Regions from separate parts of the Homo sapiens genome. Here region 2 is linked to region 1. A link is an interaction called in ENCODE POLR2A ChIA-PET data of the cell type or tissue named here. Cell type or tissue: PC-3. All regions are shown on one strand. Links, peaks and the distances in the headings refer to the core of each region. The heading gives the core; the rest is flanking DNA. Region 1 has its middle 51 kb from the start of LINC02324. Region 2 overlaps FUT8 (fucosyltransferase 8).

Region 1 (16,983 bases), core at 4,216-12,215:
AACTGTTCAGGGAATAAGAGAGATAAACTTAAACTCTGACCGCTGGTGAGCCGGGCGGAACAGAGCCATATTTCTCTTCTTTCAAAAGCAAATGGGAGAAATATCACTGAATTCTTTTTCTCAGCAAGGAACATCCCTGGGAAAGAGAATACGCACCTGGGGGTATAGGCCTATAGACAGCCCCCCTAGGTGTGCCCGTCTTCTATGGTCAAGGCTGTAGGGGTGAAATAGACCCCAGTCTCCCACAGCGCTCCCAGGCTTATTAGGAAGAAGAAATTCCCACCTAATAAATTTTAGTCAGACCGGTTGCTCTCAAAACCCTGTCCCCTGATAAGATGTTATCAATGACAGTGGTGCCCGAAGCTTCATTAGCAATTTTAATTTTGCCCCGTCCTGTGGTCCTGTGATCTTGCCCTGCCTCCATTTGCCTTGTGATATTCTATTACCTTGTGAAGTACTTGATGTCTGTGACCCACACCTATTCGCACACTCCCTCTCCTTTTGAAAATCCCTAATAAAAACTTGCTGGTTTTTGTGGCTTGTGGGGCATCACGGAAACTACCGACATGTGATGTCTCCCCCGGATGCCCAGCTTTAAAATTTCTCTCTTTTGTACTCTGTCCCTTTATTTCTCAAGCCGGCCGACGCTTAGGGAAAATAGAAAAGAACCTAAGTGACTATCGGGGCAGGTTCCCTGAGAAGAATATCTCTCAATGCCCATAGATACCCTTCTGTAGCATTAAATTTAAGAGATTCAAGTTGGTGATTTTTTTAGTGGATGTACTATAAATTATTTATCCTTTTTTCTACTATCGGGTAGCTACATTGTTTACACATGTTACTATTATGATATTCTGTGGACTGTTTTAAAAATAAAATAAATGAATGGGGTTACAGTAGGGAGGTATAATGGCCAGTGTGGGAAAGACACAGCTACCAGGTGAGGTGGCTCACGCCTGTAATCCTAGCACTTTGGGAGGCAGAGGTGGGTAGATCACTCGAGCCCAGGAGTTTGAGACCATCCTGGGCAACATGGCAAAACCTTGTCTCTACAAAAAATAGAAAAATTCACCAGGCATGGTGGCACACATCTGTGGTTCCAGCTACTAGGGAGGCTGACACAGAGGATGGCTCGAGCCCAGGAGGTTGAGGCTGCAGTGAGCCCAGATTACGCCACTGCATTCCAGCCTGTGGCACAGAGTGGGACCCTATCTCAAAACAAAACAAAAAATTAAATAAATAAAAAAGAAAAATGCAACATACTACAGAAAAGCGGTATGAGGGAAAATAGTTGCTTTCAGAAAAATATCTCCATTTAATATCATGTAGACCACACCTGGAATTTGGGGATTTTTCTGGGCTCTGCTCTCAGCTCAGTAAGGTTTTTGCTATTTGAATGACTATAAAGAAGCTTTATCCATCTGGATCCTGTTGTTGCTGTGTAATGGGGGTGGGTGTGTGGGTCACTAATTCCATCAACTTTGATTCGATATGTTTCTGTTATACTAGTTAACAAATTGCCCCAAAACGTACTGGCTTAAACCAATCATCATATTTGCTTATGTTTCTCTGAGTCAGCAATTTGGACAGAGCTTTGTTGGGTGGTTATTCTGTTCCTCATGCCACTGGCTGAGGTCATTTACTAGGCTTCATTTACCTAGTGGCTAGACAGAAAGGTCTAAGAAAATTTCACTTACGTGTCTGGCACCTCAGCACTTCTCCACTTGGTCCCTCTCTCCACGTGGTAAGGTTGAGCTTTCTCATGATATAGAAGTTTCAAGGTAACCAGATTTCTTATATGGCAACTGCTCCCAAATGGGACAAAATTGGAAGCTACGGATATCTTAGGGCCCAGCCTTAGAAGTTATACAGTGTTACTGCAGCCTCAACCTCCTGAGCTCAAGCAATCCTCCTGCCTCAGCTTCCCAAGTAGCTGGGATTATAGGCATGTGCCACCATACCCAGTTAATTTTTTAAATTTCTTTGTAGAGACAAGGTTTTGCCACTTTGGCCAGGCTGGTCTCAAACTCCTAGGCTCAAGTGATCCACCTGCCTTGGCCTCCCAAAGTGCTGGGATTACAGATGTGAGCCACTGTGTTTGGCCTCCAGTGTATTCTATTTGTCAAAACCAGTGTCAGAGTTGGTCTGTTTCAAAGAAATAGAAAATAGACCACACTTCTTGATAGTAAGAGAGGCAAAGAATTTTAAACCTTCTTTAACTCACTACAGTGAATATGATGAATACAATAGGATTATAGCGTTCTCCTATAATCAAGATACATAGAATATAATGGTGTCATAAAATACTATGTCCTAAGTATGCACTCAATCGACTAGAAGAGAGATTTAAGCCCATTTATAGTCAATAATTTTGCCCAAGTTCTGAGCATACACCAAAATAAACCATTGCCGAGATGGTATGTGGAAAATAGAATCCCTGGCAAAACTCACCCCTACAAGACAACAGTGATACCCATCCCAACTCACAGCCACCACCCACAATACTGGAGAAAGGCTCTGGGTCTTGGACATCTCAGCTCAACTCCTCCCTCTGCCATGGAGCTTCTTATAGACTTCCCACTCCTTAAATATAGTAATTCTTTCACAAGTCTGTTATAGGAGTTTTGAGATCTTTGTGAGAACATTTCTGCTAAAATTATAAATATTGGCTCTGAAACTGTTAATGTGCTTCCTCAGATGGCAAAAGAAAATAAGGTATATGTTGCCCTATGAAAACGGTGCATTTTCCATCTAAGAGTTAATGCTATCTTGCCACATGGAAACCTTGAAAAAAAACACTAAAATCCCTCCAACAGCATTAGGCCCTAGAAGTCTGAGTGAATCAGCCCAGATGAAGGAGCCCTTCTTGGCTATCCCCGTTTCAGTTACTGTGATGATGCAGGGAGTTTCTTCATCATACACACTTCCATCTTAGAGCTACTTTTTTTTTTTCTTTTTTTTTTTTTGAGACGGAGTCTGGCTCTCTCGCCCAGGCTGGAGTGCAGTGGCATGCTCTCGGCTCACTGCAAGCTCTGCCCCCAGGTTCACGCCATTCTCCTGCCTCAGCCTCCCGAGTAGCTGAGACTACAGGCGCCCGCCACCATGCCCAGCTAATTTTTTGTATTTTTAGTAGAGACGGTGTTTCACCATGTTAGCCAGGATGCTCTCGATCTCCTGACCTCATGATCCGCCTGCCTCAGCCTCCCAAAGTGCTGGGATTACAGGCGTGAGCCACCCCACCTGGCCAGAGCTACTTTTATTTTTTACAGGGTTATCCAAGCACTGAGTATGGTCTACATTTAATATCTAGTTATTAGTTGACTGATTCCCACTTGATTGCCAAAAGATGCTGCTATTTTGTACATAGCATCCCTGGAGGAAAGCCATTTGGAGGTTAATATGTGGGCAAATGGGCCACATGAGGAGCAGAAAGTTGGATCCTCTGTAATCAATACACAACCTTGGCCCCAGCCATGGGGTCCACCTTCTCCACAGGAATGAACAGCGTATGGCTTTTAGAAGGGCTTAGCCAATCTCCGTGGCTCATCTGTAATCCCAGCACTTTGGGAGGCCAAGATGGGAGGATCACTTGAGGCCAGGAGTTCGAGACTGGCCTGGGCAACATAGTGAGACTCCATCTCTACAAAATAAATAAATAAATAAATATTAGCCAGGTGTGGTGGTGTGCACCTATAGTCTTAACTACTTGGGAGGCTGAGCGGGGAGGATCACTTGAGCCCAGGAGGTCAAAGCTGCAATAAGCCGTGATCACGCCACTGCACTCCAGCCTGGACAACAGAGCAAGACTTGGTCGCTAAATAAATAAATAAAATGTAAAAAATAAAAGGGCTTAGACTTAGTGTCTTGGAGTGAAAATGAACTCCAAGCTGATCAGATAAGGGTTGACCAGCTCTTTCTTTAATTTTAATTATTTATTTTTTATCTCCCTTTCCTGGTACCTTCATGACTGGCTCTTAAATATTTAAATTTTCTTTGTCACAGGCTAGCCTGAAGCTCTGTGCCTATTTGATTTATATAACTCATATCTGGTTGATGTTGGTGGATTGAGACAAATATCTTTTCAGAACTGAAAATGACTCTATCTTTTTTCTTCTCTATGTTTCCCTCCAAGCAAAAGCCAGTGCTCTAAAAAGCTAAGAGTCAGACAGATAGATGCCCACTTCCAAGAGAGGGTGAGTTCTACCTTGCCCATCCCCTAGTCTTCACTTTGATTGTCCCTAGACCACTGGGAAGGAATCAAGACATTATTTCATTCCATTGGGATCATTTAAAAATAGCAGAACCACTTTCTGCTTCGCTGCAGCTCATGATAGTGAGATGAGTGAATTAAAGCGAATGGCTGTTAGAGAAAGTAGGGGAATGAATTTTAATGCAGCATCTGGCAAACCTGCCTTTGGAGTCTTTTCATGCCATGACCATTGTGCAGGCATTAGGGTAAGTGCTTTGGGACTTGTATCCAGGTTCTTGGACCTGGATACGAGGTTCTAAACAAGCCAGACCAAATGTAGGGGGAGGAGGCATTAGACCTCACAAGGCTGCCCTCACCCCACCCTGCCAAGGTCTGAACCCAAAGTTAGCGGGCTCTGCATACTGAACCTTGCTCTCTGGCCCCAGGGAAGAACGTCCCCCTGCTGTGGAGAGATGTCTGTCCCAGAGAGAAAATGGCCCCTTCACCTGGTTCCAGAGTATTCAAAGGCACTCTCGGACAGAAGAGGAAAGAGAGAGGAGTGTGTGAGAAAGAGAGCAGGGGAGGGGGAGACAGTGAGAGCGGGCGAGCATGCAGACTAGGAACTCGGTCTTGTTTCTCACATGCTCTCAGCTCTCTGAGCTGGGTCAGTGCATCCCGCCGAGACCACGCCCTCCTGTCCACAGAAACCTGAAAAGAACCACCAAGGGGCTTCTGACTTCATTCACTGGCCTTATTCGGCATCGTAACAACTGACTTTATCCCGGCTTTATGGTTTGCCTCTGTGACATCCTGAGGGAGTAGTTGCACTATACATACACACACACTCACGACTTTCACACACACATATCACACACTCACACAATTCACACACAATCACACACAATTCACACACACAACACGCACACATCACATACAACTCACACATCACACACAACTCACGGACATCACACAAATTCACACACACTCTCACAACTCACATCACACACAAATTCACACACACACCCCACACACATTCACATACCATCACACCCCCACACACTCAGCACACACACTCACACATTTACACACACACAACCTACACTCACATATCACACTCACAATTCACTCTTACATAACACACACACTCTCACATCCACACACCCCCCACACACCCTCACACATTCACACACACTCACCCCCCACACACACTCACACACACCCCTTCCTCACACTCCCCCATTCGACAGAATTCTGCTTTGTAAAGGGAGCTGTGAGGACGGAAATACTAAGGCATACCATCAGAGGGAGGGAAAGAAAAGACTGGGAAGAAAATTCACTGAAAAGGATTTCTGAGTCTGCAGATGGGGAACTTTTTCTTTTGAAACCATTTCAGACTTACAGAAAAGCACAAAGTACTTTTCACAGAAAAATACAAGAGTACAGACAATTCCTGTGTCCTTTTCACCCTGTCTGCTTCTGATTTTCCTTCCCTATGTAGACTGTTTTCTGAACCATTTGAGAGTAAGGTGCAGATAAGATCCCCCTTTATCCCTAAATACTTGAGTGTATGTTTCCTAAAAAACATGAATATTCTCTTTCATAACTCAAATACATTATCTAACTCGGGAAATTAATATTGACACAACACTATTATCTAAACTATACATCTTTCTGATGTAAAATTTCACCAGTTATTCTAATAATGTTCTTTATAAGAGCAAAATAATGTTCTTTATAAAGAGAAAAAAATGTTTTGATCCAACATCCAATCCAACCTCTTAACAATGTCACGACTTTTTTTTTTTGAGACGGAGTCTCGCTCTGTCGCCCAGGCTGGAGTGCAGTGGTGCGATCTTGGCTCGCTGCAAGTTCCGCCTCCCGGGTTCACGCCATTCTCCTTCCTCAGCCTCCCAAGTAGCTAGGACTACAGGCGCCCGCCACTAAGCCCGGCTAATTTTTTGTATTTTTTTAGTAGAGACGGGGTTTCACCGTGTTAGCCAGGATGGTCTCGATCTCCTGACCTCGTAAGCCACCCGCCTCGGCCTCCCAAAGTGCTGGGATTACAGGTGTGAGCCACCGCGCCCGGCCTTTTTTTATTTTTTTGAGACGGAGTCTCACTCTGTCGCCCAGGCTGGAGTGCAGTGGCGCGATCTCGGCTCACTTCAAGCTCTGCCTCCCGGGTTCATGCCATTCTCCTGCCTCAGTCTCCCGAGTATCTGGGACTACAGGCGCCCGCCACCACGCCCCGCTAATTTTTTTTTTTTTTTTTGTATTTTTAGTAGAGACGGGGTTTCACTGTGTTAGCCAGGATGTCTCGATCTCCTGACCTCTTAATCTGCCCACCTCGGCCTCCCAAAGTGCTGGGATTACAGGCGTGAGCCACCGCGCCCGGCCAGCAATATCATGTCTTTTTAGGTTTCTTCAATTAGAATAGTTCTTCAGCTTTGTCTTTCATGACACTGACATTTTTGAAGAATGTAAGCCATTTATTTAATCGACTGTCCCTCCTTTTGAATTAGTCTGATGTTTCCTCACAATTAGATTCCGGTTGTACCTTTTTGGCAGGAAAACCACAGAGGTGATATCATGTCCTTCAGCACACATACATCAGGAGATATATGCTATCAATCTGTCCCATTTGTCCCTTGCGATGTTAACTTTGATCATTTGATTCAGGTGGGGATTATCAGTCCTCTCTACTGTAAAGTTATTATTTTTCTCTTTGAAATCAATAGGTGTTTTATGAGGATCTACTTTGAGATTGTGTAAATACACTGTTTCTCATCAAATTTTTACCCACTAGTTTTAACATCCCTTGATAATTCTTGCCTGAATCATTAATGACTCTAAGGTTTACCAAATGGTCATTTTCTAATTTTATCATTTCTTATACCTATATTAGTTGTAATTTTACTCTAAGGAAAGCCTTTTTCTTTTTCTCCATTTATTTATTTGCTTATATTAATATGGACTTAGATTTTCACATTTTATCCAATTTATTATTATTATTATTTTAGATGAAGTCTCCCTTTTGTCATCCAGACTGGAGTGCAGTGGTGTGATCTCGGCTCACTGCAGCCTCCGCTTCCTGGGTTCAAGCAATTCTCCCGCCTCAGCCTCCCGAGTAGCTGGGAAAACAGGTGCTCACCACCATGCCCAGCTAATTTTTGTATTTTTAGTAGAGATGGAGTTTCACCGTGTTGGCCAGGCTGGTCTCGAACTCCTGACCTCAGGTGATCCACCCGCCTTGGCCTCCCAAAATGCTGGGATTACAGGCATGAGCCACCGTGCCCAGTTGATTATTATTATTATTTTTTAAAAGTTCAGATTGTCCAAGATTTGAATGGGAGCTCCTTCCAGCTTCTTCTTCTTCTTCTTCTTTTTTTTTTTTTTTTTATTGAAACAGGGTATCTTTTACTACATAGCACAGGCTGGAGTGCAGAGTGGCTATTTACAGAGGTGATCATGGCTCACTGCAGCCTCAAACTCTTGGGTTCAAGCAATCCTCCCACCTCAGCCTCCTGACTAGCTGGGACTACAGGTGCATGTTACTGCCCCCCAGCTAGGGTTATTTTTGAAGGTGGATTCTCCAAAACTCTGGTCCAGGCTATTTCTCCAAATTATGAATGTTTAAACAGCATTCAAGAATCTAATTTTTAACATTATGAGAAAGCACAGCATCTATGCCAGTGAATTTTAGAGTTCCAACGAAATAACAAGATGTTTATTTACATACATTTTATAATCTTCCTAAAGACCAGACTCATTTCCTAAGTGAGGACATGACTTCCTCTCTCTTCTCCCGGTCCTGATGTATGTCCAGTCCATTTCACAGTAGACCTACTGAGGAAGTAGCAGGGTAGAGAGGAGAGTCAGGGAAGTGGGAAGGTGAGAGAGAAGTAGGGAGGAAAAGGAACAGGAGGAGAAAGAACTCCTCTCCTCTCCTCATTTGTTCAGACGGTCTGGCACCTACAGCCTCCTCATGTCCCCCAGCCCCACTGCCCCCTCCTGGAAGTCAGCGCACTGCTGCCGCTGGCATTCACATCGTGTCGGCAGGACGCCGCGTTGTCAGAGGTTAGAGACAGCCACTTTCATCTCAGAAAAGGGGCCGGGAGATGACCTGGGTTATATAGAAGGAACTCAAGTCTTCTTGCCGCAGAAATGCCACTGGAAGGGATGGAGGAGAGAAAACCCGGTTGTATGATGTCTGCATTGCCCTCCTCGCTGGAACTCACCACAGGCTGGAGGTGCTTCCGGCAGAACCGAGCTCCGGGGAAAGCCTGTGATAAATCATCTCTGTCTTTACTAGCCAAGGGTTGCTATGGCAATAGGAATACACTGTAGGTTTTAAGAGATGTAATTTTCTGTGATTCACTGTATATTTTTAGCCATTTTTCCCTCTGTATTATCTCCCTGTGGTAATTGCCTATTAATGCTGGTCTGTACTAAGATTGGACTAAACGGTCGATTCTCAGAAGAGATGAAAACCCTGGAGCTCAGTAAGTACAAGGGGGTGATGGCCCATGAACTTAAGAGTAACCTGGTAGAACAACCAGATTAGTTCAGGACATGGATGAATTCACGTGGCCCATGCTACGTCTGTCTTGGGAGGAGAGTAAAGCAGAGTGAAGGGACCCAGCAATGTGGCTCTGGAGTTTTGGGAATGGGAAGCTGAGTCACACTACCCACTGAAATCCATATGCTCGAATGGTGTCAAGGGCAGGCCACAAAAGTCAGAAACGAGCATCCTGCGCAAGGGACACTAGGACCCAGGTTTCCAAACAAAGGAACTGTAAAAGCTTCTAACCTTTTGTTTTTTTTTTTGTTGTTGTTGTTGTTGTTTTTTTTTTGAGACAGAGTCTCGCTCTGTTGCCCAGGCTGGAGTGCAGTGGTGTGATCTCGGCCCATTGCAAGCTCCACCTCCCAGGTTCATGCCATTCTCCTGCCTCAGCCTCCCGAGCAGCTGGGACTACAGGCGCCCACCACCATGCCCGGCTAATTTCTTTGTGTGTTGTTTTTTTTTTTTTAGTAGAGACGGGGTTTCACCGTGTTAGCCAGGATGGTCTCGATCTCCCGACCTCGTGATTCACCTGCCTCGACCTCCCAAAGTGCTGGGATTACAGACATGAGCCACCGTGCCTGGCCTCTAACCTCTTTTAATTTAGTTCAAGTCTTCTATTGTTTCTTATCTTATCCTTCCTTCTTTATTCCTTTCTTCTTTCTTTCCTTGCTCTAATTTTACTTTTTTTTTTTTTTTTTTTAACCGTAAAATCAGGGGAGAGACTAAGAGGAGGTGAAAACAGAATGTATCTAGTTGCTATTGGTTCATAGTTGTATCAGGGGTCTTTCCATCCAGGCCACAGAAAATCCAGCCTAAACTGCTTAAGCAGAAAGAGAACTTACTCTTTCTCTAATAGCTGAAAAGTCCAGGGGCTTGGGTTTAGTCTCAGGCACAGTTGTATTCAGAAGGCCAGATGACATCATCAACATCTGGGCTGTCTGACACACCACTAAGTTTCACTGATATTTGGGCATTTGGGCTGCAATAACATGAAACTCAGCTAACAGAGGCTTCAACAAAGTGTGGTTTGTTTTTCTCACATAAGAAGTCCAGAGAGAGGTTTATTTTTCTCATTCAACAAGCAGCCCAGAATAGGCATAGATGACGTTACTATGCAGCAGCTCAGTAATGTCATCAAGAACCCAGCCTCCTTCTTCATTTCAGCTCTACTGTCTTCAGGGTCACAGGAGGACAGGTCCAGCTCTAGACATTCAAGGCAGAAAGAAGAGGCTAGCTAACTTCCGATTTTTTTTTTTTTTATCCAGAAAAGTAAATCAATCCCCAAAGTTCCCAGCTGACCTCTGCTTCCAGTTGATTGAATACATCAGTGCCATGAGGCCACTTTAGCCACAGAGGAGGCTGGGAAAGTACGTTTTTAAGCTTTTTTGGTCCCTGCAGTAGAAGCAGTGTTTTTTGTTTGGTTTGGTTTTGCCTCATATAACAGTCAAAGAACAAACCGTACCCAAGATTGTGAAAGGGTTCTGCCTCTTCCTTGCAGTCTGACCAGTCACTCCGTTGTCATATCCTAGCCAAGAAGGGAGAAGGTATAAGAGAAGGGCAAGAAGCTTTCTTTTAAGGATGCAATGCATAAGTTGCATTCATCACTTCTCTTCTGCCCATATGCTATTGGTCAGAACATAACCACATGATCACAACCAGCTGTAAGGGTGGCTGGGAAATGTAGTACTTGGGTAGCCATGTGCCCAGCTAAAACTTGAGGAGTTCTGTTAGTCACATGATGAAGAAGAGGGGTATTTTGAAACAACTAGCAATCTCCTCAGGTGTAGTTAGAGCTCCATGATGTGCTCACTTCACATTGCATGCCTGTATCAAAACATCTTATCTACCCCATAAATATATACACCTACTATATACCCACAAACATTTTTTAAAAATAAAATAAAACAAAAATAAATTAAAAAATAAAAAAGAGCAGTTATAGGAGAAAGGGTTTGGATGGCTATTAGATTCACTCATTCAAGGCCAAATATTTCTGCCTCTGCCACATTCTCAGAGAGGCTTACCTTTGTGCAGGTAAGACAGCTTCAGCATCACCAGCCTCACATTCTCCCTGGTCCAAGACCATTAGTAAAAGAGCTCAACATCTTCGCAGCTACCCTGGGCAGTCTCACCACATCTCCTTGGTTCTTACTGGGTCACCTGCCCATCATTAACTAAGGGGATGCAATGCAATACTCTGGTCATTCCTGAATGACTTGCTCCACAAAATCACCAAGATCTTTCTGGGCCTCAGTTTGCTCATCTGTAAACTAAACATAATAAAACCTACCTCACAGGGTTGGTGGGAGAGTGCTGCTGGGGGACTCAGGCTGAGCTGGGGGTCATTGTCCATACATGCATTTCAGTTTGCCTACTGACCAGACTCACCTTAACAATATCATTTCAAAAAACAAGACCCTCTAAAATCAAAGTAATCATCAGTGGATAGTTAGCCTAGATCTCATCTTATAATATATTCCAAAGTAAAAATACTTGCTAGGTACCTGGCACTGTGCTAAGCACTTTGCATACCTTCTATCAAAACTCTCAAAGTAATTCCATGGGAGAGATACTTTCACTGTTTTCAATTAACAGACAAGAGTGGTGATGGGTGCCTGTAATCCCAGCTACTCGGGAGGCTGAGGCACAAGAATCACTTGAACCTGGGAGGCAGAAGTTCCAGTGAGTCGAGATCACACCACCGCACTCCAGCCTGGGTGACAAAGCAAGACTCTTAAAAAAACAAACGAATAAACAAACAAAAATAAACGAGTAAATAAACAAAAGGGATAAGGAAATTTAGCTCCTTGCCTAAGGTCACAGCCAGCACAGTGATGGAGCCACAAAGCCAGGACTAACTTTGAACCCCCACAATCTCCTCCCTCTTATTGTATAAAAATAAGTAAAAATAACCACATATTTATGAAATCACGAAAACCTTCCTGCTGATTGTGGTGGTCACAAGAAAGCACCTTTTGATGCAGGACAGATGAACCTCCAAATTGGGGCTTAGCCCAGGAAGGTTCTTGGCTTTGCCGAGGAGAAAATTCAAGGGCAAGCCAATGGTGTTGAACAGCCTTTGATGAAAGCGCCCAGTGCACAGGAGCAGCAGAGGTACTGCTCCTTGCAGAACAGGGCTACCCTATAGGCAGTGGGCCCAGAGTAACAGCTCAGAGGAAGTTCTGCACTCATTTTTATGCCTGCTCTGAATTGTATGCAAATTAAGGGGTGGTTTATGCAGAAATTTCTAGAAAAGAGGTGGTAACTTCTAGGTTGTCAAGTCATTGCCACAGAAAGGGGTGGGAACTTCTGGGTGTTGCCATGGTAATGGTAAACTGACAGGGCACAGTGATGGGCGTGTCTTATGGGGTGGTGCTTCTGCCCTGGACTTGTTTTAGTTAGTCCCCAATTTGGTCCAGTATCTGAACCCTGCCTTCAAAGTAAAGTCTCACCTCCTACCTCACTTTGATCTCCCTTTGAGAGAACCTGCTACCAGGAGTAGCAGGATGACAGCCTTACACTATGGATCCTTTGGGCTCCCTGCAGCCTTCACACTGAGGCCTCCCCCTCCCTGGGCACAACAGATGTACTACAGCCAGGCCAGTCCTGTCCAGTGGCAACTCCTCTGTTCTTGGGCTTCCCATAAGCCTGGCTGTGGCTTTCTTGGAGCTATGCTGTAGTCTAGATTCTTCCTACCCAACTCTCTTTCCTTTCCACTCTCCTTCAGCAAGTGCCAGGCCTGCACTGCTGCCTGAGGGCTGTCCTCACCACTCCTGCTCCCACACCCTATATCCTTCACATACATTCTCCCCCGTGCATTTATGCTCTGCCTAATTCCATCTTGGCATGTGTTTCTCAGAGGACCTGAAATGACACACTTCTTGTACCTCCCTTAACTCACAACATGAACTACATCACAGGCTTTTATGTTTCCAAAGATTTTTGAGTGTTAAAGAATAAGAAAGCAATAAAAATAATAATTCAAAATTGGGCTGTAGGGAAGATCTAATGTGGTCCAATAAAGAGGCTCCTAGCCTGGCACTTAAAAGGTAGAGACTCCTTCTTGAAGCAAGTTTCTGCATAGAGAGAAAAACAATAATCATTGCTGATCTTAAAAGAAACCTAGCTGCATTGGGCATTTTGGATGGAGAGGGTTAGAGGCATCTGAGACTTGCCTGGAGTCACTCCACAGGGTCACAGATAGATTTCAATCATTCTAATCCTCATCCAGAAGCTTCAAATGCTCCTGAGACAAGGAATTGATCCTTTAGCGAAAGAGCGAAGAATGCTACTTAACTCAGCCAAAGAAAAATAATGATCAATTGAGCAAAATGTACTGGCTTTAGACAAGGATCTCCAAACTGAAATGGAATTACTCTTGTTGCCCCTGGGAACACAAACCATGTGCCACAACTACGCTGCCCTGCCCTGCCTCATCCTACCTTAAGGCTTTTTCAGGGGTTACTAACTAGTAGCCACAGAGCAATGTGTCCTACAAACATGTTTTATCTGGTCCCTGTGGTCTTTTTTTACACAATATAAATTAGTTAAGATTTATCAAGTGAGATATTTCACATAAAAAATCTGGACTTCATGCTTCTTTTGGAAAATCAGAAAATCTGACAATATCAGCCCTACATGTGAACTTCCTGCCTCAAACAGAACCAGAATCTCTACTACTCCTCTCCTATTAAACTCCTATTAAACATGCTGGCTTTAACATGCTCAGGACCATAAACCTACTTGATTTTGAGCACTCAGATTCAGATCATGAGCCCTGGGTAGCACTTGGCTGAAGTTAACTGTCAGCTCTTTAAGAAAAATGAGTTAGTAACAATTTTTTTTTTTTTTTTGAGATGGAGTCTTGCTCTGCCACCTAGGCTGGAATGCAATGGTGCGATCTCAGCTCACTGCAACCTCCACCTCCCGGCTTCAAGTGATTCTCCTGCCTCAGCCTCCCAAGTAGCTGAGATTACAGGCACCTGCCATCATGCCCAGCTAATTTTTGTATTTTTGTAGAGATGGGGTTTCACCATGTTGGCCAGGCTGGCCTTGAACTCCTGACCTCAGGTGATCCACCCACCTCGGCCTCCCAAAGTGCTGGGATTACAGGCATGAGCCGCCGCCACTGCACCTGGCCACTAAATAAATTAATAGCATAAACAGGATTTCAAGAAGGAATTTCTTTTTTTTTTTTTTTGAGACAGAGTCTCGCTCTGTCGCCCAGGCTGGAGTACAGTGGTGCAATCTCAGCTCACTGCAAGCTCCGCCTCCTGGGTTCACGCCTGAGGCTCCTGCCTCAGCCTCCCGAGTAGCTGGGACTACAGGCATCTGCCACCACGCCCAGCTAATTTTTCTGTATTTTTAGTAGAGACCCGGTTTCACCATGTTAGCCAGGCTGGTCTCGATCTCCTGACCTCATGATCCGCCCGCCTCGGCCTCCCAAAGTGCTGGGATTACAGGCATGAGCCACCGCACCTGGCTGGAATTTCTTAAAAACTAGTCTTCAAGCACTTAAGTAAGAATGACAGCCATGATTAGCACGGCTGGAAGGTTTGTCAGCACTGACAGCTGGGGACAGGTGTCCCTCGTCAGAGGCAGAGACCCTGGGTTGGAGGAGGTGGGACTTCTGTCCTGGCTTTGTCCTTACTAGTTACACAACCTTGAGCATTGCCTTCACCCTCAGGTCAGGTGCCTGGTGTTGTAAGAGCTAACAGTGCCTAAGTGTTTTACTACCTGAAAAGCAGTCTATTAAGTGTTTTGTATGCATCCTCTCTTTTCATTCCACACCATGTCCTGACGCCATGTACCAGTATTATCCCTAAAGCACAGGAAGGTTTTGTGACCTGTCCAAAGTCAGAGAGTCAGTTGGAGCTCAGATGCTTTGGGCTCCCTGCAACCTTCACACTGAGGCTTCCCCGTCCCTGGGTACAACAGATGTACTACAGCCAGGCCAGTCCTGTCCAGTGGCGACTCCTCTGTGACTGCAGACTCCACACATGCACCTAGAAGACTGTGATGCTTACACCTGCATAGGGTGGTCCGAGGCACTGAAGAAGACTGTGTAGGCCAAGTGCTTTTTGTAATATGTAAAGTGCTACAGGATGATGTTTACTATTATCATTTGAATGCTGCAATTTTCTTTTTCAAAACTGATGCTTTATCTAAAAGTCATCAATTCAGTTTGGCCCCTTCCTACTTCATTCACCTTAATTAATTCATATTTTTCTCTCTTAAAGAGAGAGTAAAGAGCTGGAACTGGCACATCAGTAGTCCTGTATCGCCCTCTGCTGACAACAGTCAGGAAAACTATAAAATTTTAACAGGTGATATTGATTCTCTAAGCCTCCTTGAACAATTTCTGGAGCACCTACTTTGTCCTGGGCATTGTACTAGCTGCTATACGGTCTAGAGAGACTAGGAATGGAGTATACAGGAGATATTATCCTAGATAAGCCTGTCCTGTGTGATTTAGATATAGGAGAAGGAAAGTAGAGAAACCTACAGACAAGGGTGACCTGTATTTCATCTCATAATATATTCCAAAGTAAAAATATTTATTCAGTACTTCCTAGATGATTACCATCAGGACATCACGGAGAGAAGGCCAAAGCCAGACAGAGTTGTCATTATCCCCCTCAAAAGGCCACAAGGAACCCCCAAACAGTGAGGTAAATGGTACTCTTTGCCCAGGCATATGCAGGTAAGTGACTAGCAACCAGCTTTCTGGCCTGGAGAAGCCCTGATTGGTAGTGTTTCCCAATTGTCATGGTGTAAATACTCCCATTATGACCAATTTCAAGCTATCAACATAATGATTCACAACATTTTTGAAAATTTAACAATCGGCCTCTCACAAGCTGTAGGAGCTGGCTCTAACACACCATTTCCTTTTTTTTTTTTTTTTTTTTTTTTAGATGGAGTTTTGCTCTTGCTGCTCAGGCTGGAGTGCAGTGGCGCGGTCTTGGCTTGCTGAAACCTCCACCTCCCGGGTTCAAGCAATTCTCCTGCCTCAGCCTCCCAAGTAGCTGAGATTACAGGTGCCCACCACCACACCCAGCTAATTTTTGTATTTTTAATAGAGATGGGGTTTCACTATATTGCCAGGCTGGTCTCGAACTCCTGACCTCAGGTGATCCACCCGCCTTGGCCTCCCAAAGTGGTGGGATTACAGGCATGAGCCACCACACCTGGCCTCACACCACTTCTTTTAACTCTAGAAAAAATATACCTTCTCATCTTCCTTCCCAATCAACTGGATTCTGGAATTCTCCAAGTTGGTGCACATCTACGGGCAGGGACAGATCAGCTTCACCCCAGAAAGATCAACCCCAAACAGGAAATGGGGAATGCTGGCTGGGTCTTCCCCTACACATCGTCAGGTGGCTCTGGTCAAAGGTCTACTTCACCTTTCCTTCTCTCCCTTCTTCCAGTCCTTCTCCTATCGAACCAACTGAAGAAAGAGGGACTGTCTAGGACATCATGACACATCCCTGAAAGAGAATCTCGTTCTGACACCACCTCCTCGTCTTCATGTCCCAGTTCCCTTCCTTAATGGATTTGGTTCACAAGCCTGCCTCATCTAGAAGCCCCCCCTCACATGCAAGAAGGAGACACCTCCGGGCTCCTGGAGGAACTCCAAGATCTTCTGATATGAAGACGCTGGCCATCTTGGACCATGTGTCTCTCACTTTGTGTAACTCACAAGGAAGAAGGCCCTGCTTTAGCCCCAGAAAAGGAGGAGGAATGTGTAGGGCCATGCAGGGCCTAAGGGAGCAGTTCCCAATTGTCTCCAACTAGAGACAGGACTCAGGCTGAGCAAAACCCAGCTGCTAGGGGCCCAGGAGGTCCAATCTCCTGAGGGTGTGCTTCCTACTCAGCCCAGAAATCATTCCAAGGCCCTCCAGATAAAACTAGAGGCACAGCTGGGCATGGTGGCTCATGCCTGCGATCCCAGCACTTTCGGAGGCTGAGGTGAGAGGATCTCTTGAGGCCAGGAGTTCAACACCAACCTGGCCAACATGGTGAAACCCTATCTCCACTAAAAACACAAAAATAAGCTGGGCATAGTGGCGCACGCCTGTAGTCCCAGCTACTCAGGAGGCTGAGGCACAAAATTTGCTTGAACCTGGGAGACAGAGGTTACAGTGAAGTGAGATCGCACCACTGCACTTCAGCCTGGGCAACAGAGCAAGACTCTGTCTCAAAAAAACAAGACAAAAAAACTAGAGGC
Region 2 (16,983 bases), core at 5,883-13,882, 510 kb before region 1:
GAAAGGCCATATGAAGAAGTAGTTTAAAATTAAAGCATGAGTCACAGGTTACCTAAGACTTCTCAACCTGGGAAGAAACTTGTTCTGTTTGAATGAACAGAACAACTGTCCTTAAGTATAGATGTTTTCAAGTTTGTAACTAAGGATTTTCTGGTTAATATTGACATAAAGGTTCTAATTTGATAAAAGTGGAAATACAGCTTCTCTTAAGTTCTCTTTCATGGTAAACAGATACATAAAATTTGCCCTCTTAAAAAAACAGTTTCTTGTTCTTTGCTAATTGATGAACTTTTAAGACTTAAATCAAACTGACAATCAACCTCCTCTCCCTACCTGTATTAGATGGCATTTTCAATTCTTTGACAAAAATCAATCATTGTACAAACTGTTCTTAACAAAACAAAAACAACTCTTAAAACTAACAACTTTAATCCTTCATTGAGAATGGCTTTAATGTAATAATATGGCATATCCATTAATAGGCCTCAACTATTAACCTACCTAAGTAGCTTTCAGGAACCACAGTTCCATGATAATGGGTGCTTTCTTTCATTTCAGCAGAGATTTATTTCATACTGAACTTATTATTTAAAAAAGAATCGATTCAAGAACAAGTGTCTCAGGCTAGATTTGGTATTGTATAAGTAAGCTTTGTGTTAGAGGATGATAAGAATAAATTTAAAATTTTAATTGAACAATTCCAGGCACCAGAGGCAAACTTAAAGCTTAAAATGCTAAATAAAGCCAGCTGCCAAAAAGGCCAAGCTGGTGGTTACAGCTGTTTACCATCATGCAACAAAAATATAAAATCTCTCCATTTCTGAGGTGTCTTCTCCACATGGTAGGTAGACTGCTCATCATTTCTGTGGCCTCTGTTCACCACTTCTCTACTCTGGAGTTGTCAGAGGCATCTGAACCAGAGCAACTCCAACTTGAATAGGGGCTGGGTAAAATGAGGCTAAGACCTACTGGGCTGCATTCCCAGGAGGTCAGGTATTCTAAATCACAGTATAAGACAGAAGGTCAGCACAAGATACAGGTCTTGCTGATAAAACAACTTGCATAAAGAAGCCAGCCAAAACCCATCAAAACCAAGATGGTGAGGAAAGTGACCTCTGGTCATCCTCACTGCTCATTATATGCTAATTATAATACATTAGCATGCTAAGAGGCACTACCACCAGCATCACTGACAGTTTACAAATGCCATGGCAACATCATGAAGTTACCCTATATGGTCTAAAATGGGAAGGAACCCTCAGTTCCGTGAATTGCCCACCCCTTTCCCAGAAAATTCATGAATAATTTACCTTCTGTTTAGCATGTAACAAGAAATAATCATAAAAATGGGCAACCAGCAGCCCTCAGGGCTGCTCTGCGTATGGAGTAGCCATTCTTTATTCCTTTACTTTACTAATAAACTTGCTTTCACTTTACTCTATGGACTTGCCCCAAATTCTCGTGTGAGATCCAAGAACCCTCTCTTGGGGTCTGGATTGGGACCCCCTTTCTGGTAATAGGGTTAACCTACAATAGCATGGCATACAACTGTCCAAAGTGAAGGAAAATTAATTTTTTGAATATTTACCATTTCAAACTATCTACAATTATATTTCTTTAAATTAATTTAGAGAGTTGACTGCATTATTCTCACTGTTTTATACGGCCACTGAGAGAAAGCAAATTCTTATTTCAGTGCTGCCAGGGAAAACTGTGTCCAAATCTCCTTTTTGAATTAGGAAATGGAGCGGTACTTTGCAAAAATATGCTGTCTCATACTCCATTGATAAAAGACTGTAAAATAAGTTTGTTCGTTTGTTTGTTTGTTTTAAGTGTGAGCTTTTATCTTCCTATTTCTTTCTGGTAGTCACTAGCCTAAATATAGAGAGGAGGCAGGAAAGGAGACAGCAATGGCCTTTAAAAATCCACAAATTCAACAATCCTTTTCTGTGAGTTTCTCTTACCTGTGGCCCCTAATACAAAATGGCATTTGATTAATTTAAATTAAACTAATTAAACATGAAACTGGATAATAACATACTGTTTTACCAAAATGCATGTATTAGTCCATTTTCACGCTGCTATGAAGACATACCCGAGACTAGGTAATTTATAAAGAAAAGAGGTTTAATTGACTCACAGTTTCACATGGCTGGGGAGGCCTCAGGAAACTTACAATCATGGTGGAAGGCAAAACAGGCAAGTCTTACATGGTGGCAGGTGAGAGAAGTGAGAGCAGGGGAAATGCCAGATGCTTACGAAGTGTGTGAGAACTCACCAAGAACAGCATGGGGGAAACTGCCCCCATGATTCAATCACCTTCCATCAGGTTCTTCCCTTAACACCTCGGGGTTATAATTCAAGATGAGGTTTGGGTGGGGACACAAAGCTAAACCATATCAAAGCAATAGCTTTAAAATGCTAGTTTGCCCTTGACAACAGATAATAGCTTCAAAATATAGCTTTTGGAACCATTTCTTTCCACTATTTTTAAAGAATGACATGAGTAGATAGAGGGTTCAGACTATTCTTTAGCTACAACTCAAAGACTACATTCAAATCTTTTGAGAAGAATTCCTTCTTCCCTTTTCGTCATCTTAGCATACTCTAAAGACCTACTGGTAATTCATTTCCGTGAAACAGAATTGCAAGGCAGTCTTTAATAAAAGATGGCAAATGCAATAATTTACAGATGTGTTTTTTTATGCATCTGTGGTTACTCCTGTTTTCACTCAATTACATAGATAATTCCACTACTAAAATACAGAGGAATATGTACTGATAAATATTTAAGGGTATATTATAGTTATTATAGTAGAAGTCTTTTTATCAAACTGAAAATGCGATAAAATATATATATATTTTTAATATAAAATCAATGCCAACCAAAATATCTGCACCAACGTATAACAAAGAAACCAAAGTTGCTACTTATCATTAATATATATTCTTTTCAGGCTAAGAAAAATGTTCAAAGAAGAGATTTCACTTATTCAAATGAGAAACATTTAATTTCAATTATATATCCACAATAGAATAGGGAACAGTGATTTGCCCACATACACATTAATTAGTTTAATGATTATATATTAATATTAATGATATTCAGAAAAAGAAACAGCTTGAAGCTATTATCAGATTTTAAAAAAATGTCATGAATATAGACATAATATTCATTATTCATACAATGGATGCTATTCTACACAAACTGTAAAATCAGGGAATCTTTATGCCTCCTCTGCTTTTATTTTTGGTGTCTGGAATATTTTTCAATCCACATAAAGTATCCTTTTTTCTCTTTGAGAATAAAATTCCTCAATATCCAAATATTTGATTATTTAACTGTAATATTCTTAATTATGTTGGCAGAAAATGCATCTCCCAATGTAGTTTAATATTTTTCTGTGTGCTTTATTTACAAAATATAAATCTTTCATGGCAGTGTTATTATATTTTTGGCACTGTTTACAATCAAGGGTTGAGTAATAACAATGCCAATCTTGTGTCATTTCCTCAATTCAATTAAAAAGTTTCCTAACAAGCAATTCTATCTTAACTTGACAACTTTTGCCAATATTCTTCAAAAGCATGGTTTCATTTTTTCTCCCAAATTAATGCAAATGCATTATAAAATTACATGCTGAATTCCTAAAAATAAGAAACCTGGCCAGGAGTGGTGGCTCACGCCTGTAATCCCAGCACTTTAGGAGGCCCAGGCGGGCGGATCACGAGGTCAGGAGTTCGAGACCAGCCTGGCCAACATAGTGAAACCCCATCTATATTAAAAATACAAAAAATTAGCCAGGCATGATGGTGGGCGCCTGTAATTCCAGCTACTCAAGAGGCTGAGGCAGGAGAATCGCTTGAACCTGGGAGGTGGAGGTTGCAGTGAGCCGAGATGGTGCCACTGCACTCCAGCCTAGGTGACAAGAGTAAAACTCCGTATCAAAAAAAAAAAAAAAAATTGCAATTACTGTGAATGTAAACATTGGTTTTCAGTTTTGCCAATCCAATGACAGCTAAGACTGAATACAAAATGCAAGGTTTATTTAACTAAAGCACTACCATTTTCACATTTTTACAGCTTAAAAAATAACTTGCACTGAAGCACCCTCTATCAGATTTGTTTTTGATTCACTTGAAAAATACAAGATAACTATCAGAACCAATTTTTTATTCACAACTGACTAAAGGCTAAACTAAGAAGCAGATGTTTTGATGCACTCTTCTACATAATTCAGCAAATAAGAGGTAGAAGGAAAAATAATGCCCAGGAGTTCTGGTATCTTGGCATGTCATGGGCAAGTATTTTTATCATCACCTGCCAAGTACTCCGGGTGTGCAGATTTCTATACCTAAGATGTCTGGTCACTTTACAACTTTTTCAAAACCAGTTCAAATGCCATTTCTTCTAAGTTTTCTGGCTGGAATGACTACAACCTCCAATCCCTTGGGGTTCCTTTTTTTTTTTCTGAGACATGGTCTTGCTCTGTTGCCCAGGCTGGAGTGCAATGGCATGATCCTAGTTCACTGTAGCTTTGGACTCCTGGGCTCATGCAATCCTACCTCAGCTTCCCAAGTAGCTGGGACTACAGGCATGTGCCACCATGCCCAGCTAATTTAAAAAAAATTTTATTTTTAAGAGACCAGGTCTCACTATGTTGATGAGCTGGTCTCAAACTCCCAGTCTGAAGCGATCCTCCTGCATCAACCTCCCAAAGTGTTGGGATTATAAGCGTGAGCCACCACACCTGGCCCCCTTGGGATTCTTGTTTAAATCTTTATAATAACATCACTAACCACATTTTGCCTCTTGAGGCAGACTTTTAAAATGTTTGTGTTTATTTCCTATTTGGATTGGGAGCTTCCAGAGTTACAGGGACTCTCTTTAACCATCTTTAGGCTGGCAAACACTTTCTGTAAAGGGCCAGATAGTAAATATTTTATGCTTTGCAGGCCACATATGTCTCTGTCACATCTTTTTTTTAAAACAACCTGTTGAAAATATGGCAGGCCTTACAAAACCAGGCTGTGGGTGTTATAGTTTGCTGATCCCTGAGCACAATATTTAAAGGTCAGGTTTTGAAGTCAGACTGGGTTTCTGTATCAGCGGCTGTACTACCTCTGGCAAGTTACTTACCTATATAAAATGTGGATAATAAGGGTTATTGTGAATATTAAATTAGATTATATGTGATGTTCTTAGCACAGTAACGTAGTATGGTTCACTAAATATTAGCTATTACTGTAATGTGATCACGATCATAGTGCCTGAACTGAGCAGTACTCAGTATATTCACTGAATCAAAGATATCCAAAAAGACACTCACATACACACATACAACTGAGATTTTATAAAGAAAATGCCTTATTTTCTATAGTTTTAAATGCAAAAATATTTTTTAACTAAGTTATTTTCAGTTTTACTGGAAACATTAGAAATAAAAATCTTTAAAGTCTTTTAATATTAGGATAATTTTAACCAATGCAAATATATGAAGGCAAAGTTCCACCATAATAAAGCTTGTAAGAAACCAAGAGGATTAATTCTAGTGAAATTTTGTTATAAACAACAATAAGGCCATCACATTTTTAAAACATTCTTCAAACATTTCCATGCCTATTACTTCATTTGCTCTTCACCAGAAACCTTTGAATAACATAGGTAAGGTGGTATTTTCTTTATTTGATAGATTCAGAAGGAGATTAAAATTTTTCAAGGACCATTCTGCTTATCATAGACAATTTAATTTAAAAAAACTGAGTAACAAGTATTGGCCAGTAGTATTAGGCAATGAGGAAACAAAAATAAATAGGACAAGCTTCTTAAAGAACTCACAGTATACTCAAAGAAACATGAACTGTTTAAATACAGTGAAAACATGGGGACAATTGGAGGGAAATATCACAAAGGGAATGATACTAAAAGATAAATAGGATTTCATGGGATGAAGTGGAGGAAAGATATTCTCTAGAGAGGAAGAATTACATGTTCCCAGTATATCAGTAAAAGTACACAAAACTTTCAAGGAATACATTTGTAGGTGGACTAGTGAATTATGGAGTGCAGGGCACATTTTGAAAAGCAGGCTGTTTATGTGAAGGAGCTTATATCCTATATTCTAAGCAAGGAGTTTCTATACACTAAGCAGCCATGGAAGGCCTTAGGAGAGAAAGTCATATTTGGTTTCGAAAATATCATTCTGATGGCACTGTGGAAGACAGATTAAAAAGAGAAGGATTCTGAGAGCAGAGGAGATACTGAAATAATTTTTCCATAGAGGGATTAGGCATATGTAGGCAAGTTAAAGAAACGTATACTTTCATATGACCTAACAATACCACTTCTAGGCATATGTACAGCTTTCTAATCAACATGCTGTGAAATATCTGATGGCTGATAAAAATTTAAAGTGTAAGGATAGACACAAATAGAGCAGCTGAACAGGATGGAGAAACCAGAAATAGATCCATATATTACTGATTGATTTTAGACAAAAGGGACCAAGGCAATTCAAATGGGAAAAGTTTTCAACAGATAAGGCTAGAACAAATGAATAAAAATACGGAAAACAATGGTCTTAACCCTTATCTTATGTGACACATGAAAATTAACACTAGAGAGATCATAGACATAAATGCAAAAGCTAAAACTATAAAGTTTCTGGAAGAAAACATAAGAGAATATCTTTAGGTCATCTGTCTTCTGCCACTGGCACTCCTGGTTCTCAGGCCTTCAGGCTTGAACTGGAATCATTACACCATCAGCCCTCTAGCTCTCTGTCTGGCCTTTCAACTATAATACACTACTGGCTTTCCTGGGTCTCCAGCTTGCAGATGGCAGATCGTGGAACTTCTCAGACTTGATAACTGTGTGAGCTAATTATAAGGTACTGACCTTATAATACATCTTTCAGGCTCTATCTCACTATATATCCTATTGGTTCAGTTTGTCTGAAGAACCCTGACTAATACAGTGGGCCATATACAATGGTTCCTCTGTTGGAACCATTTAACTCTGTCACTGTAGTGTAAAAGCAGCCATAGACAACACACTAACAAATGGGCATGAATATATTCTAATGAAACCATATTTACAAAAATAGGTAGGGGGCTAAATTTGGTCTGAGGACCATAGTTTGTCAAGCCCTTTTTTAGAGCATAAGATTTTATATGTGACACACTGTCAGAGACCTCTGTAGCTTTGCCACCATCCCCCAGGTGATAATATGGGCAGTAAAAATAATTTTTACATATAGTATAATGTGATACAGTTTGTAAGCACTGCCCTAGGAAAATTAATATATATGCACAAAGAGATATGCATAAAGATACTATGTCACTGTTTATAATGGCAAAAACTTGAAATAATTTACATGCTCATCAATGAGGCAATATATAAATCATGATACAGATGTACAAAAATTACAATAGTTGAATGAACTCAATTTCCATTATTAATGCATACATAAAACAAATGGGTGCCTCTAAGATGGTCATTTATGACAGGCCATAAAATATTAATCTTCCCTCTGAAATAGAGACACCATATAACTTTTAAAATGTAGATAACATATTCTGAATTCAATCTAGGTATTATATTTCCAAAGAATGCAGAAAGATTGCTGTATAGATTCTAATGTCTCAATTTGGGTGGCCCCATGGTTGGTACTGGATCTAATCTAGAAAAGAGGAACATACAGTATAATGCCTATTTTTGCCAATGTCCTATTATTAATTCTAAATTATATGGATCAAGATTTGCCAGATGTAGCAGCAGAGGCAGGTATTTAACCTACTCCCCAACTCCTACACTTGATTTCAGTGAACACAGCAAGATGGGCAGTGGCAGCAAAGAAAGAAAAACACGGTGATTTACTCTTTCATCAACTACTTTTTTCACCATGCCTTAAAATCCCACTGAAATGTTCCAGTTCATTCCTAGCCAGAACCTAGATGCACTAAATAATAGCTTCAAATATAATATACAAGACCCAAAACCTAGAGAGGAAAGGATCATGCTGCAGTGCTTCAATACTACGTTTTTGGTTGCTTACATAATCTCTGCTGGTCTGGCATTATGTAGCTCCTTCCAGTCAATAGAGAGATACCAAAGGGATGTTTTCTCAGTCAAAGGCCCTCACTGTTATGTATTTATTTCTAATATTCAGATCCTTAGGATTTGTACAATTCCATTGCAGTGTTTAGAAAAAAAGACTTTTAAATGAAAAAACCCTTTCTACTTTTAGGTAAAATTTACGTGGAAATTCCTACCTGGGGTATGTTCAGATTCCTAAGCGTTAGCTCCCACAGAGTAGAGGCTTCACAGGGGCCTATTTTTGCTTCTCTTAGTATTATATACATATTAGAGCTCCAAGACAAAATGGTTTATTCCTAGTACCCCCCTTTACTCCCAGCCATCATCCTATCAACTTGGAGACCTTAAAAAGACTATCTGAAGACTGTTTTGTCAGGAGAGCTCTCTGACTGGGGTCAGCGATGGCTCTAGCTAAGAAGGCAACCCTGTCCCAGAAACTAAGAGAAACTGGTCAGCTCCTTGATTAGGAGCATATTTTTGATGTTTAGTCAGCCTAGACACTGAGATTTTTACAGGGCAACCTAAATAAAACCCAACAGAAGTGGAGAATGATCCTCATGTGGGCTAGGGGAGCTAGGGAGCCAAAGCTGGCTCTCTTTGGGAGGATGGCTACACAAAAAGCCATCAAGTAGCTCTGAGTTTCATTAATGTTGGCTGTTAAAGTTAAAAGAAGCCCTGCTGAAACTCTATAACCCAATCATGCTATTATTGTTATTTTGCTTTGTTCCCATAAAACTAAAGTGGTAATAATAACATATGGTGATTTAGAATATATAAACCACTGTCAAATATATTATCACTCTGAATGCTCATAACAACTCTGTAAGGTACACAGAACAGGGAGGTTAAGGGACACTACCCAAAGTAACACAGCTAATAACTTCTGACTCCAAATCAATGACACTGATCTGTCCTGGTAAATGATGTTCTTCATTCTCTAAGAGCCCAGCTCATGGATCTAGTGAAGTCTCTGATTGCTTTAGCCAGAAACAGTTTTTCTATTCTCTGGTGGCCCACAGGACCTTATACCTCTCTTATGACACTACCTTTTTTACATTTACAGATGTATGGGTCTCATGATACTCAATGACAAGTTCCTGAAGAGTCATCTTTATATTTCCCATGGCATCTAGAAACATTCAAATTTTTACTGAATGACTAGTGTACTTCCCTGTTTATGGTACTGATCCATTTTTTTTAAAGAAACTTTATAATTAAAAACATTATAAATATAAATGTGCCCATTATTTATACCTAATACAGTATTTGCTGGCAGTTGTACTTTTTCAAAAGTAAAGTTGGATATCAAAATCTGAACAAAAATGATAACTCTAATTGTAATATATCTTTTGGGAAAATCAGTATGACTTATAGTATCACTAGTTGCAATTTCTTGCTTCCAGAGAATATAACCTGCATTAAGTTTAATGGCTACTTATAATAGGAGACTAAACTTAAATTGAATCAAAAGGAGGACCTCTTTAGGAAGAGGTGGAAGACTCAACTCTAATTATTTTCAATAACTGCTAAGAATATTTTTGATCTTTGTATTTGGGGAAGCAAAACAAAAGAAAGAAGCCTGATACCAAAGTATCATCTAAGAAGGTTTATGATTCTGTAATCTGCTTTTGACCTTCTGCTAAGGCAACAAAAATGCATGAGTAATAAAGTCTATTACTTAAAAACACACATGCGCACACACATACGTGCGCGCGCATGCGCGCGCGCACACACACACACACACACACACACACACACACACACAAATATGTCTTTCTTTCCAATGGAACTGATGTATAAACCACTATAGAACTTTCTTACTGAGTAACAACCTTTTGGAGGGAAAAAAATATGTATAACTCCACTAAAGATCACGGACTTTATTATTTCCTATTCCATGAAATTAGCCTACAATTTATATAATCCTGGGGAAGGGAGACAAAGAAATTACAGATTCACATCATACTCAGAGCTCTGGCATATAAAACTAACCAAAAGGGACAGGATGCATTCTTTACTTTCTTCAAAATGTCAACAATTATCTTGTTTGTAGAATCACTCTAACGTGATCCACATGTTTTAAGCAAACAAGACTCTGTTATCAAAATGCTACTGAAAGATTGCAATCTTCTTTTTCTATACTTTGGTGTTTGAGTTGAAGGTCAACTGTGACTGAGACTCAAAGATTCACATAAGTATGTCTGAGGAAAACAGAAAAACCCAAATACTTACAAAAGGAAGAAAGGAAGGGAAGGAGGGAAGGAAGAAGGAAGGAGGGGTGGGGGGTGACTCAGGGGACCGACTACTAGCTCCTATTAGAAAAAAGATTATTTACTTTGTAATCTAGCTCCGCTGGAATGTTTCAAACACGACTCAATTTGTAATAATTTATGCCAAATCTTTAAGGAATACATCTATCATAATAGGTATATCAGTATTTATAAAAACACTGATAATTTCTGAGACAGTTATCAAGGCTATGTGGCCCAGACACCCCACAGGAAATTAAGAACACCTGGATTCTATCTCTAGCTCTAACAACCTTGGATAGGTCCTAAATAGACTTTAGGAGATTTTTCAGAAACTTTTCCAATGAAATAGTTTACACTCCATAGTGAGGTGGATGCTAAATACGTATTGCTTTTTCCTAAGTCACACGTCCTTTTATCTCTGAACTCATTCTGCCAGAACCTTTTCTAAAAAGGGGAGAATAAATTGCTTAAAAGATTCATTCTTGGTAATAGACTATTTTTTCAAAACAAAATCTACAGTTTAATAAAAGTGCTTCACATAGCTAGAAGGGTAATGTTTTGAAATTTGGATGGGGATCTGGGGAGACAGGTTTTGTTTATTACATTTATTTTTTGTTTATTTATTTTTTTTGAAACAGAGTCTTGCTCTCTCGCTCAGGCTGGAGTGCAGTGGCGCGATCTCGGCTCACTGCAAGCTCCGCCTCTCAGGTTCAAGTGATTCTTCCCTCTCAGCCTCCTGAGTAGCTGGGATTACAGGTGCCCATCACCACGCCAGGCTGATTTTTTTTTTTTGTATTTTTAGTAGAAATGGGGTTTCACCATGTTGGCCAGTCTGGTCTTGAACTTCTGACCTCTGGTAATCCGCCCACCTCGGCCTCCCAAAGTACTGGGATTACAGGCGTGAGCCACCGCGCCCGGCCTCTCTTATTACATCTAATGTGCTCTGGTCAAACGCTTGGCACTGTGTAAATAACCTAGAAGGTAAATAACCTAGAAGTACCTTGCTGCTTTGCTCCCATATGGAGTCTCTGTCAAGGTGAAATAAACAGCTAAAAAACTCATAGAATGGTGTTTCTTAAAATTTTCCACCAAAATGCTCCTAACAGCAGAGGAAGGTAAATTCATGCTACTGAGAATATGAAGTCTGGCCTCAATCAATGGGCTGGAGTTTGATCAAATTTTCATTTTATACCATTACAGATCTTGTTTTATTATTTGAAAATGATTTAGCTTACCTACCAGTAAATAAAATTAATAGTCCAAGAAAATGTACCATGTTTTATCCTGGTAGGTTGCAAATCTCTAATTCACTTTCCCCAGGTTTACTCACAACTCAATCTGAGAAGCACTTACAGGATAAACACGAAAATAAATATCTGTAATTGTAAGAGTGTAGGCTCACAAGGGTCAAGGCTACAATGTGGACAAAGCTTCAGTTCCCTATTCCTGTATTTCCTGATGATCCCACTAGATTTTAATGAGATACCATAGACTTCTATCTCCTTAAGTGGGAAATGAAAGAAGATGTAATGGTGAAAAGCAGCTTAACTTCTTCTGAGACATTAAGTATATTCTAACTGGAATTTTAAATTCCTGAAGCAAAGATCTTTCTTTCTTTTGTGGCCCATAAGTAGTAAAACAAAAAAGTTTTATAGCAGTTGAATCAAAAGTCCTTATGTACCTGCAATGATACTTGTTTAGGTTAATGATTCTAAAAGGAGTCAGGTAAAGGGCAGAGAAACCTACTAGAATCTTGGAGAGGAGACAGCTAGCTTTTCAACTATATGTGGTACCAACTCACTCTCCAAATAGCCTCCTGCACAACCAGATCTTTGCTGCAACAAAGCCAGTTTCACTAATTACACAGAATAACTATCATAAGAAAGAGTATACCTTCTATCTTAGGTATGTTGAGATAGAAAAAATACTTAAAACTGCTGAAGGCTTCAGGTAGCTGCGGAGAGACTCTATGAGTGGCCCAGAATTTTATTTTGATTAAATTGTGGGTTTATTAAGCATAGAGATATTCTGAATGTCTAGAAGTTATTCTCAGAAGTTATCTTGCTTCTCTGTATTTCTTTCAACTTTTCCATTTAACTTAGACAGAAAACTACATATGAAGCTCTTATAAAGGCATGATTTTCATCTCAGAATAAAAGGATAACTTTCCTGTTGTTGCAGGTTATAACCTAATAATATATTCCAGGTGGACAGGGAGGTAGATAATGAGTATCATGAGTTTTTTAAAGAGCTAAACTGAGGTTCAGAAGCTAAGTTAATTCACAAAGTTCAGAAAGCTAAAAACAACAGAACTGGATCAGACTCACAGTCTAATATCCTTCCTCTCCCTCAGATCCCCTAAACAGAGAAATCAAGATTTTTTGCAGCATAAGGGATCAAAAATAGTAAATGTACTTGTTTTAAGTTTCTATTAATACAATTATCAAAGACTGAAAATACTACTGTAAAAAGACTTAACATATGCATATCTATAGCCTAATATGTATATTATATCTATATATTCTTAATCACATTATTGCTTAATATCAGTTTATAAATTAGTCTACCTGACGTCAATCCTTATTAAGGATACAACTTGGTTAGAATATTTAGATGATTCCAACAGACATCTTAGTAGTTTTGTAAAGGTTAAAATATTAGTATCAAAGGAAAGACTGAAAGTATAATTTCATTTGTGTTCTACTTGCTAAAGATTTTCCTTCTGACCTGAGTGAGATATTTGAATAAACAGTTTAATAGTTATGAGATAACAAAAAAGTCATCTGAAATCAATTTCTTATAACTCTGTCTACTCTCTAAACCAAAATCAAAAAAACAGCTTTGACTCTCGAATTAAAACCTGTCAGTTTTAGTGAAGAACAAGAATACACAACCATCAAAATGGAAATCCTGTAAGTGATGCTTGTTTTTAAAAGGAAACATTAGCTAGTCTCTCAGTATTCAAGCTTTACAATGAATTACTACTAGTTCCCCCAGTGACTCCATGTTCTCTTGCCTGTCTTTTTACATGTTGTGCCCACTGACAGAAAATTCTTCCACCATGTCCCTACCTGGTTGACTCCTACTCATAATTTAGGTCTCAGCTTAAAAATCATTTCTTCCAAAAGAACCCCAAATATGCATTAGATATTTGCTTCAGGGTAGTCTTAACCATACCACCACATTAGCACAACATATTTTAATTGCTTATTCAGTTGTCTATCTTTCCCCCTTGACTGCCCTTTACACGAAAGAGACTGTGTCTGTCTTCATGTAGTACAGCATAGGTATCTAGCAAATAGCAAATACTTTAATTGAATTACTTTTATTTCAAGGTTGCCTCCACATAAACCTTAAGGATGTCAAATAAAACTCTTTGACTAAAACCTTTTGGAAATGAGGCATGGAGAGAAGGTAACTGTTCAGTTTAGATAAGTGGATATACCAAACGGTCATCTACCTAAACATGTATTTAAACCAGGCACCTCGCCTCCAGGGCATCAAACTTTATCGTATTTATAAATTATTTTTTTACTAGTCATTATTTTCATTTACAAATAAAATTTTCCAATTACATTTATCATATTAAGAATTCAGTTTAACTTATGTATTTATTAAGACAGTGGGAAAAAGACAAGAGAAGGAAAGACAGAACAGCCTAGGTAGTTTAACTGTTAAGGTGAATAATTTTTAATTTTTACAAGGAAAAAGATTGAAGTGGGGAACTGAATTTAAGTGGAGTTCTCTATCACTAAATCATCTATTCAATATTGTTTATATAAGCTAGAAAAGCATTTTGAAAGCTAGTCATCATATATAGCCTAAAATAGTCAATATCCTTTAAAAAACCAAATTATAAATTGTTGAGGCCAGGCACAGTGGCTCACACCTATAATCCCAGCACTTTGGGAGGCTGAGGTGGGAGGACTGCTTGAGGCCAGGAGTTTGACATCAGCCTGGGCAATATAGTGAGACCCTATTTCTAATAAAAAATAAAATAACTAGCTGGGCATGATGGAGCATGCCTGTAGTCCCAGGTGCTGTGGGGGCTGAAGTGAGAGGACTGCTTAAGCCCAGGAGTTCGAGGCTGCAGTGAGCTAGGATCATGCCCCCGCACTCCAGCCTGGGTGTCAGAGCAAGACTCTGTCTCTAAAAACAAAACAAAAAACAATAAATAAATATTGTTGAAAGGTACTTCAAACTATTAAACATAAAGGCAAGATTCCCATTTTGAATTATCACAAGCAATCTATGTGGAAGAATCAGGTCTAGTATGTGTAGTTAGTTCAGGCTGAGGAAACATCTTGTGGTGTAAAAAACTAAATTGATCATTTCATCAACAACCTTAGGGCACATAAACTATTAGGAATAGACATGGCATGTACAGGTGATGGGAAATATTTTGATTACTTTTTACTGGAAGCATTACCTTTAGTATTTTCCTTCACTTAACCATTTTACTTGGTACAAAGGATATAGTTTCACACACAAACATAAAATAATGGAGGAGAAAAATAGACACCAACCATAATAAGGTATGATATAGCTATGAAATGATCACTGTACAAACTAATTCCTGCACTGGTGGACAGACTTGAACAAGAATTACTAAATTCCATCTGCAAGGACATCATGTCAAGTTATGTATGAACAATAATAATTTCACAGTAATGGTGACAAAGGAAATATCCCAAGATTTTTTGTACAACTCAGAATGACAACAGACACAGCTGATTTATGACTAACTAAAGAATTAAAGTCAAGGAGCTTATTAAAATTCACTATTTCCTCTAATTCTTGGAAATATGTTCAATAGTTTCTCTAAAGGGCACATATATAGATAATGTAAATAAGCAGATAAATTGATGGCAGCCATACTCTTCATAAAAACAAAAATATTCTAAGCTTAAAAGAAATCTCTTTTCAGATAAAAGATTGGTATCTAAATTATTAAAATTATTTAATTCCTAGATATTCCAGGCAGTTTCTGTGCCTCTAATCATCATTCTTCTAGTAATGATGGTAGATTATTCTGCTAGTAACGAGGTAAAGTGTTTGGCATGAGTTTACTGATAAGGACTTAGACTGGGGGTATGTACAAGTGAATGTGCTAACCAGAGTTCTGGCATTTATAAGCTGTATGACCCTGGGTAAGTCATTTAGCCTTAACTAGGCCTTTGATTCCAGATGAATAAAGAAAGGATGCTTTCTACATCCTCTTTAGTTGTAACATTAAGAAATTCTGAGTGTTTGAAATTCAAGCCATGTTAAATTTTCATACCCTGTGGTTGCCACTACCGACTACAAAATGTACAAGTAAGGATTAAAAATCAAACAAACCAAATAACCACTTGTAGCACACGGGCAGGGCTAAACTATATATTAAACCTGATAAATCTGTAACTTTTCACTTTTCTGACTACCATACAAAAAGTTGTCTCCCCCTAGAACCAGGGAAACATAGTTTGGCCCTGGCTATTATTTCCACAATCAAGGAAGTTTAAACTGAACTAAGTCCATGAAATGAAAAAAGTTAGCCATAGTGGGGCTGGTAGAGTTTCTTTTCCTGAATGACAAATTTAGTATCTTCCTAACCTTTATAACTAATCTGTTGGCACTAGCCGTGAAAAGTACAGACCAGATCAGTGGAAGATATAACCTTAAAACTAAAGCTTAACTAGGTTCTAGATAAAGAGGTTCACCTTAAAATCTGAAGTGAGTTAAAAATAAAAAATCGGGTGATATATAAAATAAGGCTTCTAAAACACCCTACAGAAGACAAAACACAATACTTTTAATCCATACAGGACCTCTTGCAGAGCAACTCAAAGTATTTTATAGAAAGTACTCAATTAAGTTTCATGACACTTCTGCAAAGAGTCAGATATTACCGATTTTTTTTCAAAGGAGGCAAAAGAAATGAAGGAACCAAAGTTACTTTGCTGATGACATAGCTCCCTATTTCGTATCTAGTGTTGTAGCTCGTGAAAAAAGGTGCTTAGCCCCACAATAAATGATATTAACTGAAGTGCCTCAGTTTTTTGAAAAATGTTGGACTTCCCACAAGATATGAGTGCAGAGGATGTGTACTGTCTTGCTTAGTATTTATCCTGATCACTTAATTCAGTATCTGTCACACTGTAGGCACTCATTATACATTTGTTTAATGAATAAAGGCTATTCATAATAGCTAAAAATTACTAGATATAAGTTCATATATCAGTACTAAGTGCATTACATATATTATTTCATTTAATCTACCAACAATTCAATAAAGTGATTACTCTTCATTTTACTGATAAGGAAACTAAGACCTAGGTTAAGTAACTTGTCCAAGATTACAAAACAATAAAGCCACAATTTTAACAAGGTAGCCCAACTTTAGATCTTAAAGATCATGATTGTAGAAAGAAAAGCACTAGACTAGCGGTAAGAAATTCTTTTCTATATTCTACTCCTTCACCACTTCCTTGGAGAGAAAGGAAATTTCTTACTGATGTTTCTATCTGCTTATAATGCCTAGTATAGTACCTTAGTCACATTACTATTCATTAAATGTTTCCTGAATACAATTAAAATCACATAAACAAATTAGGCTTCATTTGAAGATAAAGTTACCAGCAAGGTCCACCT

The links. ChIA-PET counts read pairs that join two places held together with the same protein. Peaks named below come from ENCODE experiments on the same cell type or tissue, not always from the same donor. Only the 100,000 strongest peaks of a DNase experiment are listed, where the experiment ranks them.
Region 2: POLR2A ChIA-PET joins it to region 1 with 5 read pairs; 1 of 35 experiments calls an interaction of 5 or more read pairs at or near these places.

The regions. Positions count from the first base shown.
Region 1 is chr14:65,162,358-65,179,340 of GRCh38, reverse strand. No RefSeq gene overlaps it. Among named protein-coding and RNA genes, the nearest start is that of LINC02324, 51 kb to the left of the region's middle. RefSeq lists a silencer at 4,676-4,970 and enhancers at 8,182-8,351, 8,372-8,431, 9,995-10,094. In PC-3, for the core only: a CTCF peak has its summit at 8,218 (motif pointing left); DNase peaks (open chromatin) are centred at 8,210 and 8,470; H3K4me3 peaks cover 1,218 bases; H3K27ac peaks cover 1,228 bases.
Region 2 is chr14:65,669,995-65,686,977 of GRCh38, reverse strand. All of the region lies in intron 7 of FUT8 (fucosyltransferase 8), which reads right to left. Among named protein-coding and RNA genes, the nearest start is that of MIR625, 210 kb to the right of the region's middle. In PC-3, for the core only: no CTCF peak of the experiment used is centred there; no DNase peak of the experiment used is centred there; H3K4me3 peaks cover 636 bases; H3K27ac peaks cover 613 bases.